Linked DNA regions of Mus musculus: region 2 is linked to region 1. The links are chromatin contacts, found by Hi-C in ENCODE. All regions are on one chromosome and are shown on one strand. Each heading gives the region's core, a stretch centred on a gene start or an enhancer-like site at or near the end of the contact. The rest is flanking DNA. Distances are from core to core; before and after follow the strand shown. Region 1 holds the start of Tnik (TRAF2 and NCK interacting kinase). Region 2 overlaps Tnik (TRAF2 and NCK interacting kinase).

Evidence for each region. Hi-C counts contacts between places; a loop is a spot of excess contacts on that map.
Region 2: a loop to region 1 is called in a map of gastrocnemius, with 6 times the contacts of the local background. The contact joins the enhancer-like site here to the promoter of Tnik in region 1. A Hi-C loop is called at or near these places in 3 of 37 maps with a recorded cell type or tissue (gastrocnemius and regulatory T cell).

Annotation. Positions count from the first base shown.
Region 1 is chr3:28,260,575-28,265,815 of GRCm38, reverse strand. Tnik (TRAF2 and NCK interacting kinase) reads right to left here and starts at 2,602. Exons shown (of 33, transcript NM_026910.1): 1 at 2,117-2,602. The coding sequence starts at 2,173.
Region 2 is chr3:28,483,589-28,488,829 of GRCm38, reverse strand. The region is part of intron 2 of Tnik (TRAF2 and NCK interacting kinase); the gene reads right to left. Among named protein-coding and RNA genes, the nearest start is that of Mir466q, 66 kb to the right of the region's middle. Within about 2 kb of position 2,954, at least 1 of the 3 ENCODE cell types and tissues checked has a DNase peak (open chromatin) inside an H3K27ac peak, as active enhancers do.

The DNA of each region.
Region 1 (5,241 bases), core at 1,353-3,852:
ACACTGGGAGTAGCTGTTATCCTAGCTCTTTGCACACACCAGTGCAGGCAGAGAATTCATTGGGCTTCTTGGGTGACAAAGAGCAATCTCAGTAAATCATACAAAGATATCTGTTCCACATACACATAGCAGAGCCCGGGAGTTTCCTCAAGTATGCATCAAGGTGCTCTGTGCTTGGTATCTCAGAAAACCTTGCCCACAGGAGCTAGTCCCCTCCTCCCAGCCCCCCAACTTAAAAATCATATCAGGGAGAAGGATGCTAAGATTCCTGCTCAGCTATATCACAAGGCTGCCTCATTGTTCAGGCCTCCACCTCTTAGCCACTCCTCCTTCTCCAAGTCTGGTCCACCTGATTAACTCACACCATAGCAACTCCCAGACAGAAGTAGAGCACACACCATGGGTGAAGAGGAAGCCGCGCTTGTTTAAAGCACCCACTCTGCTCCCAACCCCCACACTTAGCTACTCACTGGTTCTGAATGTGGCCTTTGGGCACCAGAAAAACAGACAGCTTACTGTAATCATGCATGAATGAGCTTCTGCTGCCCCACTAGCACAACAGGCCGTTTCATAGGGCAGTCAGTCCTCAACCTTCGAGTTGTCTCTCTGAATTGTCACCTCTCTCTCTCTACCAAAAGATATGGGAAGGGGCAAGGATTCAAGGAGAGGGAAGAAAAGAGACTCGTGGAGCCTGAAGAAAAAGTATCACCTCCATCAGACAGGTATCTAGCCCCTTAAAATATTTGTAGAGAAATGTAAGGGCAGGAAGGCTTTAGTAGACACAGGTAAACGGCCTCAAGATTCTAGCATCAATCTAACAATGTGTTCCGGAGAACCACTGAACTTCCACCCCTACTGGCGGTGGGTGACATGAGATGAGACACCATCTCTTAGGTCTCACCTACCCTCCAGGCATCAAGCATATGCATTTGCTGTTTATTTTATTTTTAGTTCGGGAGAGGAAGAAACTAGTGGAACTGAGATTGGTGTCCAATCTTTCTCAGATGCCTGCTGCTGCCAAGGCCACCACCCCTCCTCACCCCCTTCCTGGCAGGCAGCATCTAATTAAAATGGCAAGAGCGCTCGGCCCCCTTCCCCGAAGGAGTGTGCTGGGATTAGAGGTGGGGGTGGGGAAGCGTCGAGGCTGCAATGGGATTCCTGGCAGTCTGATTTTCAAACAACAGCAAAATGGATTCTAGATCACTAAAGTCTTATTCAATACAATGGAACGACGTCTGAGGTGTTTCATTAGGTAAAGGCAAAGCGGCCGGGCTCGGGGAAGGGAATATGTTTTACAAAGGACTGTTCACAGACCTGGGACACACACACACACACACACACACACACACACACACACACACACACACACACACACAGGCACACAGGCACACAGGCACACACGCACACACAATCTCTCCAGGGAGTTCCGGTGTGGTGAGGAGAAGCGGTTAAGCTTCTCTTTCACCTGCTGAAGTTCAGCCATAAAACTGAAAGGTCACAGTCACCGAGGGAAGGAATAGGCAGGGCTGAGTTCAAACCACAGATAAAGGTGAGTGCACACTGGCATATAGGGAAGAGCTGAGCCGGAGCCCCAGCACCGGAGACAGAAGCCGGGAAGGGAGTCAGTTAGCACCTACAAGACCAGCCCAGAGCAGCAATTACTGCTCCATTGGAGCAGCAGGGTCCGCTGGTAGAGACAGCTAGCTCACGATGGCATCTTGCAGGTAGCTGGCAAACGTGAAGGGCCAGTGCCTTTCTTCTCCAAGAGAATCTTTTGCAGCAAGGAGCAGTCGGGTCTCGCGCCTTGGCACGAGACGGTTGCCCGGGTACACACACACACACACACACACACACACACACACACACACACACACACACCAGCCTTTCATGTAATGCTCTTACACCGATCGAAGATGAAACTGACAAGCTCTACCAGCTTCCTTGCGGAACCTCGGGAACAGCCTAGGAGCACAAGGGGAGCCCAGCCCCTGCTGTAGGGGTAGGGGCTCAGCCTAGAACCCCTCGGCTGCCCCGGAATTAGAACAGAAAGGCAGGGAACGTTCCCTCTTTCAGCCCTAGACCATTGGAAAAAAAGGAAAAAACACGTTCTGCTCACCCTCAGGGCGGAGAGATCGATTTCATCCAGGCTGCGAGCTGGGGAGTCGCTCGCCATGTCGACTCTTCGCGGGAGAAATGGACCAAAACCACCCCGAAGCGTCTTCCTTGGCAATTCCACCCCGGTCTATTTCGCTCGCGTCCTCATGCGGCTGTCCGCCAGAGAGGCCCGGGGCCCAGCCTCCCCCGCCCACCCGGGCCCCAGCAAGAGTCCGATCCCGATCTTCCGAGAGCGTCGATCCGCGGGATCCCGGAGCCCGACCTGCGCGGATCTCCAAGCCCGGAGCCGCGGTGCGTGTGGGCTGCGCGCCCTGATCGGCTAAGGGCGCTGGGGCTGCGTGGGTGTATTTAAATGGGACATGCTTCTTTGCTTGTGCGTGGATGGCGGCTGCATTGGCTGTTATAATGAGACATATCAACTCCTCCACTCAGCTGGGAGGTGGGGGTGGAGAACCACACAGAACTGTCTATCACCGCTTCCTGGGAGGAGTGGGGGGGGGGGGAGAGGCGTGGTCTCCGACTGGGGAGAGGCCGCGCTTCCTGACCGGGTCCCTCCGCCACTAGCCAGGGTGGGGGAGGGGTACGCACCCTTTCCGCCCCAGCTTTTGAGGGTTAATAGTGCTGAATCTAAACAGCCGTTTTTGAGCCTCTCTGTGCAGGAGCCTGAATGCTGAATATATATTTTTAATGTGTCCAATTTGTGCAGTGCACCAAAATGGCTCTTCGATCGTATCTTGGGGTTTCTTGACTGCGTTCAGATACTCTAATGGTGAAAAGGGTGGTGGGGAGAGGCAGCGGGAAAAGGCAGCAGCGTCCTCCCTCCCCCATTAATTATTTGTGGGGCTGGAGTAAAGGCGGGCCGGTGCAACCGGTGCATATAAGGACTTGTGCGCAGGGAAGGGGATCCGCCTCCCCGCGCAGAGCGAGTTGGGGAGAAGCTCACACGCGCCGAGCCGGCAGCCTGGCTTTGGTGCTGAGCAGTGGCCACAGGGTCACGGTCATTCGCGGCCACTGGGTTGCAGGAAGGCAGGCCCGAATCGTCTGTGGTTCTCTAGGCTGAGTAGGTTTGCTAGAAGCTGGAAATCCGAGAGATGTGAGCTCTGTCTGGATATCGCCACACCCAAGACCTGCGCGTGCCGCAATTCCCCACGGAAATGACCGAATTGAAAAGAGAAGCTTGCTCCCTGGGTGCAGTAGCTCGAAGGATTCAGGTGACTCCAAGGCCGACATTAATTGGGCAACATAGTACCTAACCCAGTGTTTCCTCCTTTGTAGCTTTTCCGCGGTGACCTACCTGGATTCATGGAGAAAGTTTGGCTCTAGGATAGTGAGCCCTGACCCGCGAGCTATTTGACTTCGCTCGCTTTTTCACTCAAGAGCTGGGTGTTTGCAGTGGTAACCCGTCATTCTTTATCAAAAGTGTAAAGTCACTTCCCCAACCCTCTCGCATCCTTGCCTGTCTCCTAGTTTGGCCACGCAAAATACGTCGGAAGAAAACATTTATAGTGAACTCTTCCCACTGGCTTCAACTCATCAATAGTTCTGAGTGTTCCTCTAGCATCTACTGAGATAAAAAGCTAAACATACTGGGGGGGGTTGATTTTTATTTGACTTTTTGTTTTGTTTTCTTTTGGGGGGAGTAGAGGTTCTTTTTGATTTATCTTATTGGTTGTTTGATTTGGTATGGTTATGAGACAGATCTTAAGTACTTAAAGGAAGTCTTCCCTTCACTGTGCAGCTGGGGATGGCCTTGAACTCCTCATTGTCCTGCAAATGACCCCCCCCCCCCCGCCCACCCAAGTACTCAGATTACACATGGACACCAACACTTGGGCTGTTGCCACTTCTTTTTAAAGTCATGAAGAATAAACTAATTATGAGCTTCAGAACAAGTTGAAAGAATGAATGAACGGACCAACACTAATGAAATTAGTGTTAGCTGGACTGTTTAGTCTTGGACTCATTGGGGTGGGTCATGTGCTCTCTAAACCATACCATGAAACTAGAATGCTGTTCCGAACCCACAAGCCTCCACGAAGGGACCAAGTAGAAGCCATCTTTTCCCTCCACCACACTTTTCCTTGTGTGTCATCATCATCTTCTCCTTCTCCTTCTTCTTCCCTTCTTCTTCTTCTTCTTCTTCTTCTTCTTCTTCTTCTTCTTCTTCTTCTTCTTCTTCTTCTTCTTCTTCTTCTTCTTCTTCTTCTTCCTCTCCTCCTCCTCCTCCTCCACCTCCTCCTCCTCCTCCTCCTTCTTATCTCACCCTTTCTCTAGACAACAGGTTAACATGTCTCAAGATGAAGCAAAATAATTTCAGATTAGGGTATTGAGATTCATACGCAGGGCTCCTTTAAAAGCTTCAGACTTGAAAATAGGAGATAAACATGCTCACAGAAAAGTACTACAGACTTAGGTGAAACCACAAAAAGGTCTTTTCCCCTAACTCTAATAGCACAAGACTCTACTTTGGGGTTTACAATAGGTTCAGACTAGTCCACTGCTGCTGAGGAAGCCCCACCTCAGACAGAAAGGATGGATATAGCTTCAAAGAGGGTTCAACACAGTGCACCCTGGGGAGGGAGGGAGGAGTGGGTAGAAAGCAGTGGCAGGCAAGGGTGGGAAATCTTAGGACCAGGAGAGGGCAGAGGGCAGATCAGGCAGAGTTCTGCATGCCCTATTCAGGAACATCAAACTCTCTTCTTTAGGCCAAGTACATTTCAGATTTCAGCTGTTCCAGCAGAAGTCTGATTTCTTTCCATCCTGCACTCTTATCAACAGTTTTTGCTTTGTGTTTAATTTAAAAGAAAACATAAGTCACTACTATAAAAAGAGGTCTAGACATACTAGGGCCCCAGTCCTTAGTAGGCACCAAGGACTTAGCACCACTGACTCCATGATGGAAGGACCGCTCAGCTGTAAAACAGCATGGAGACAACACCATCTTCTAAAACTAAAGCCTAGGCCTAGTCCATCAAAAACCATAATTCTGAGAAAGTCTCTAAATGTACTAGCCTTGCTTTTTGGCTTCTGTGGCTCTGCTTCTGGCTAACTGTTCTTGTTAACTGAAGTATGTCAACCTAGAGCATGGTTTTTGTGCTTAAAATCTCACCCTGAGAAAGGCTCTGG
Region 2 (5,241 bases), core at 1,705-4,204, 220 kb before region 1:
ACCATACAGAAATCACCAATCCTGAGATCCTAATGACCTAATGCCATGGGTCTTAGGGTCCAGTCCTCAGGTTTCCAGGCTCTGTACCCTAAAAGGGAAAGTTTCTCCTTGTCCATTTATCTTCTTCCCCAGCCTAGGACAGCTTCTTGCAATAGGTGGTTCCCAAAACATGCCAATAAACGTGAAGTTGTTATGCTTGGTGAACTGGGTGCTTCGCTTCAGTCAATCAGAGCCAAGAAGTCAGTCAACTGACCAACTTAACCTGGGAGAAGCTCAGAGAAGCACTATCTGGATAACAGAGAGCTGGCACAGGAAGGACCTGTCACAGGAAGGGAGAACCACGTGGTCTGAGGCAGGGGTCTGTGACAAGGATTCCTACATAAGGGTTTGGTTTGTTTCCGGTTGGCTTCTCCATGTTAACCAACAGACTGAGGGAGCCCTTGAGCAACCCAATCCCTGTACTCATCTGTTCATTATCAGCACTGGGGAGAGAGAGAGAGAGAGAGAGAGAGAGAGAGAGAGAGAGAGAGAGAGAGCCAGCCTCATGATGTCTTCTTCTGTGGCCCTGCTTAGATTTGCTTTTACACTGACCCCGGTAGACAGAGGTTTACCACTAGTGGATGAGATAGGGGGTGCTGGTTGTGACCATGAGGCATAGGGTGGGGGGGGTGGCCAAGGAGGACAAATAATAGTCACAAAGACAGTGCTGAGTTTCAGAAGGAAAGCTGTCCACCCCCAGAGTGGCTCAGTCCTCCCCAGGTGTCAGTAGCAGCAGCAGCAGCAGCAGCAGCAGCAGCAGCAGCAGCAGCAGCAGCAGCAGCAGCAGCAGCAGCAGGAGGGAGAACAGCCCTGTACACTCAGAGTTGTCAGACAGCAACAGGCCTAAAGTGTTCCCAACTCAGAAGCACAAACGGGGAACCATTTGACTCCCTTGAGGCTGCTGCTGAATACAGCCTCTCCCACAGTGTCCTCAAACCTCCAGAAGTTTTCATTAAAACAAAGGAAATGTCAGTCGGGAAAGCGCCGGAATATAATTAGGGCCCACCAAATCTAAAGTAATTCAGAGGGGAAAAAAATAGACAGTAATGAAAGGGATGCTCTCTGGTCCTTACTGAATCTCTGCTGTGCGGCTGACACAAAAATCAATTTCAACAGGCTTTAGCTGAATCTGAGCAGGAACCAGGGCGACAGATGAAATTTAGTGAGCAATTTACTGGAGTCATAATGATTCCTGAGCAAGGGGGAAAGGGCTGTAGCGAGGGCTCTCACTCAGACGTCTCCTCTGTGAGAGCACATGTGCATCACTATATCCCCCCATTCTATGGGGGACGGACTTTAAAGTAGTATGTTTTAATCCTAATAAATGCCTGCACATTACACTGTACCTCTACCTCGGATACTTTAAAATGGTGGTTTCCAGCAAGGCAATTTTGCCCCCTGGGGACATGTGACAGGGTCTAGACTTCTGATTGCTATGACTATCTGTCAGTGCTGGCATCTTGTGAGTAGGGGCAAGGTATGCTGCTAAGCATGCCATATTTAAAAGAGATTCTCCTTTGTCTGACACACTATTTTGAGCTCCCAAATGTCAGGGGAACCAAAGGGTGAATCTGGTCCTTAGAGTTTGACATTCAGTAGATGCCCAGTGCACAGCGAAGTGTGTGCAGAACCACCAGTTACAAAGATGCCCAGATGAGGCCTTAGCTGGGGATCTCATGGGTGATGGGCATGGAAAGGGCAGACAGGTGGCATTGTTCTGTCTTTGCTTAGTAGCACCTCACAAATGATTTTAAACCATGTTTTACTGTTTGTATTACAATTTTCATACCAGTTTTTAGCATATGTTGAGTACATTCCCTGTGCTCTCCCTTTTCTTGGCTCTCCTTACTCCCATCAAAACTCTCATGATGATCTTCACTAAAATAGAAAAATAAAGACATTCATATTGAAGAACAAAAGAGCCTACATTGCCTAAGCAGCCGGTCCTGAGCAGAAAGCATAACACATTATCACCATTCCTGACTTCAATTATACTACAGAGTTACAGTACCAAAAGCAGCATGGCACGGGGAAAAGTCAGACACGGAGAGCAATGGGCTAGAAGACACTACTTTTTGAAGTGAGGTCAGTGCTTCTCAACCAAACCATGATGTGGCCTCCGGGACCATTCTTCTGACTTCCGTGTGTAATTGGTCACTTAACAAGATCTTCATTGTCTCTATTAAAACATGGATAATGTAGTGTGAGGACCAAAGAGGCTTGGAGTGCTTGGAAACAGTGGGAAAATTGATGCTTAGGTATTAATTTTGGAAAGTGTTCCTTTGTGCTGGCTAGTTTCATGTCAACTTGACACAAGCTGGAGTCATCTGGGTAGAGGGCATATCAACTAAGGAAATGCCCCAGCTTTGCCTACAGGTAAGTTTGTGGGCAACTTTCATGATTGATGTGGGAAGGCCCAGCACACTATGTGTGGTGCCAACCCTTGCTGCCTCCCATGTCACTAGCACAGGCCATATGAACTACATGCTTTCTGAGCATGGACCTTCATACCATTCTGTGCATTAGGAGAACAAAGGCAAAAACAGACAAACAAACAAAAAAGGTACTGTAAAAGTTTCTGTTATGAATTAAAGGCATTCTTTCAGAGTGAGGGACCATACCAATCTGACAGCAGGCATGCTGTCCTTGGGGAGTAAGTCAGTGGGAACAAGGACTTAAGTGCCTCATTGGTGTGTGTTCCCTAGAAGACAGTAATTCTGGAAATAGGTTCGCCTGCAATCTTGGGGCAAGGAACATAAGTGAAATATGAGGCCGCCGAGAAAGAGCAAGAGTCCTTTTTAGTAAGTAAGGCATGCCCAAGCTCTAGGCCAGCCTGAATGGCCAGACGGCTGACGAGGTAGTGAGTGTACTGACGGACAGCTAAATTTAGCTGCAATATGACTCCCCTGCTAGGAAGCTTCCTTTCCAGAAGGGTGAGGTTTCCCTGACTCCAGTGAAATTCTTCTTTTGACCACACTTTCATCCTACAGTTCGCTGACAAATCAGGGATGGTGAGAACTTGGTGAGAGCATGCTGCTAACTCTCTGACCACCCTTTCTTCTCACACAGACCAGGAGACAGACACAGTTCTGTAGTGAAGCCTTGCAGGTCACACAAGGCAGAACAATAGTTAAGAGGAAGGGACTGAGGGATAGGAGGTGTTCAGGGGTGATCTGGGAGGGTCTAGAGTAACTTTTGTTTAGAGGCCCTTTATCCATAAAACAGATAGAATTAGGTTAGTAGTTTGCAATAGAGATCAAATTAATACATAGAGAGACAGTTGGTGGTGTGCCTGGGTAAGTGACAGGGATATCCCAGCTCTTTTGGGGCTTGATGGGAACTATTTATAACCTCTGTCCTGCTGTCCCCATCTTTACCACAGGGCGAACCTGGTTCCCTCATCCTCCTCGAATGTGCCAGAGTGCCTTTATGTCTCTTCCTTCTGCTATGCCTGCTTGACGCTGCCTTTATGTCTACATCCTGGGCTCCAGTGACTAAGAGTCTTCCCCTAGAAAACCCCCCCCCACCCCCAATTCTTACCAATATTTTCCCTCATCTTAGGGGCACCTTGTGCAGTATACATTATACTTCACTTATTACCTATATAAGGCATTTTTCATTCTCTAATGGATTTCTCTAGATTTTGATCATTACTACATCTTCAATAGCCCATTCGTGCCTGCAGTATGGCCACTTAATCCCCCACGTGCTGTGGGAATGAGTTCTCTGGAAACAAACATCTCTCTCTCTCTCTCTCTCGCTCTCTCTCTGTCTCTGTCTCTCTGTCTCTCTGTCTCTGTCTCTCTGTCTCTGTCTGTCTCTGTCTCTCTCTCTGTCTCTGTCTCTCTGTCTCTGTCTCTCTGTCTCTCTTTGTCTGTCTCTGTCTCTGTCTCTCTCTCTGTCTCTGTCTCTGTCTCTCTGTCTCTCTCTCTCTCTCTCACACACACACACACACACACACACACACTACAGAATCTCCTTTTAAAGGCACAGCAATGGAAATAAAAGAAGCAATGTCATCTGAGGCTTTCAAAGGAGGAACCCTTTCAGGTTGACTTTGCATCAAAGTAACAGAGCAGGAAAGCACTGCCTTCCTCTTTATTCTCTTCACACCTCTGAAGCTTAAAGAACAGAATAAAGGCTTCATAATTAACATATATTTCATATATTTGCTATCCAGGATGATTCGTTTCTGTAAATATATAATTATTTCATTTAAATATTAGCAACATGGATATTGAAAAGATATGGACGACTGAAAAGTTAAAAAGCAGAGAAGCAAAGGTGGCCACACCCCCAAATTACATTCCTCCTGGCAGCCGCTGACATTTCAGCCTTACAGATAGCAATTAGGGATGAGACTGCTTTTAGAACCAGAGAGAACATTTGACAACCTTTCCCTTTCTTTCATTTTCCCTAAATGAAATGCGAGAGATAGTTCATCTCCAGTCAAACATGAGTGACCATCGCCCTGGAGAACAGATTCAGGTTTCCTGTAGTCATGGATCCTAAGGTGGAAGTATGCCCATCAGCTTTGTGTGGTCAGAAAAAAACGATAAAAAGTCATAAATCCATGCACTTGAAAATACAGTGGGAGGCAGGTTACAGAGAGCTGGGAAAACTGCTGGAGGCGGCCCTTCCTTGACACAATGTGAAAAGATGGAGCTAGCAAGTGCTTAAGCCATAGTCAGGAAGGTCACCCACATGGAACCACGAGGAGCCCTTTCCTCCATCCCCCAGCCCTCACCCCTGCTGGCAATCCCAATGCTGGAGAGGAGAAGAGACAGAAGATCACAGCAGGCTGGCCACCAGCCCAGCAGAGTGGGTGAGTTCCAGGTTCCAGTGAGGGACTCTGTCTCAAAACATCAAGGTGGGCAGCTCCTAAGGTGAGGCTTGTGGCCTCTACACATGTGCACACACATCAAAGCACCTAACACACAAGCACGCATTCACACGTTCATACATAGTAGAAAAGAAAACCAATGCTTATTTAAGTAACAGAACTGTACTGGTTTTTAAGTATCATTCCTAATCTGCCCAAACAACAACAACAAAACCTGTATTAGATGCCACGAACTTAATAGAAATTTAATGCTAATAATAATTAATAATAATGTACCACCCATTGATAGACATTCAACACCTACACTTATAAATACTATAAAATACTTAGCAACTGACGCACGATGCTTTTAAAGGCTG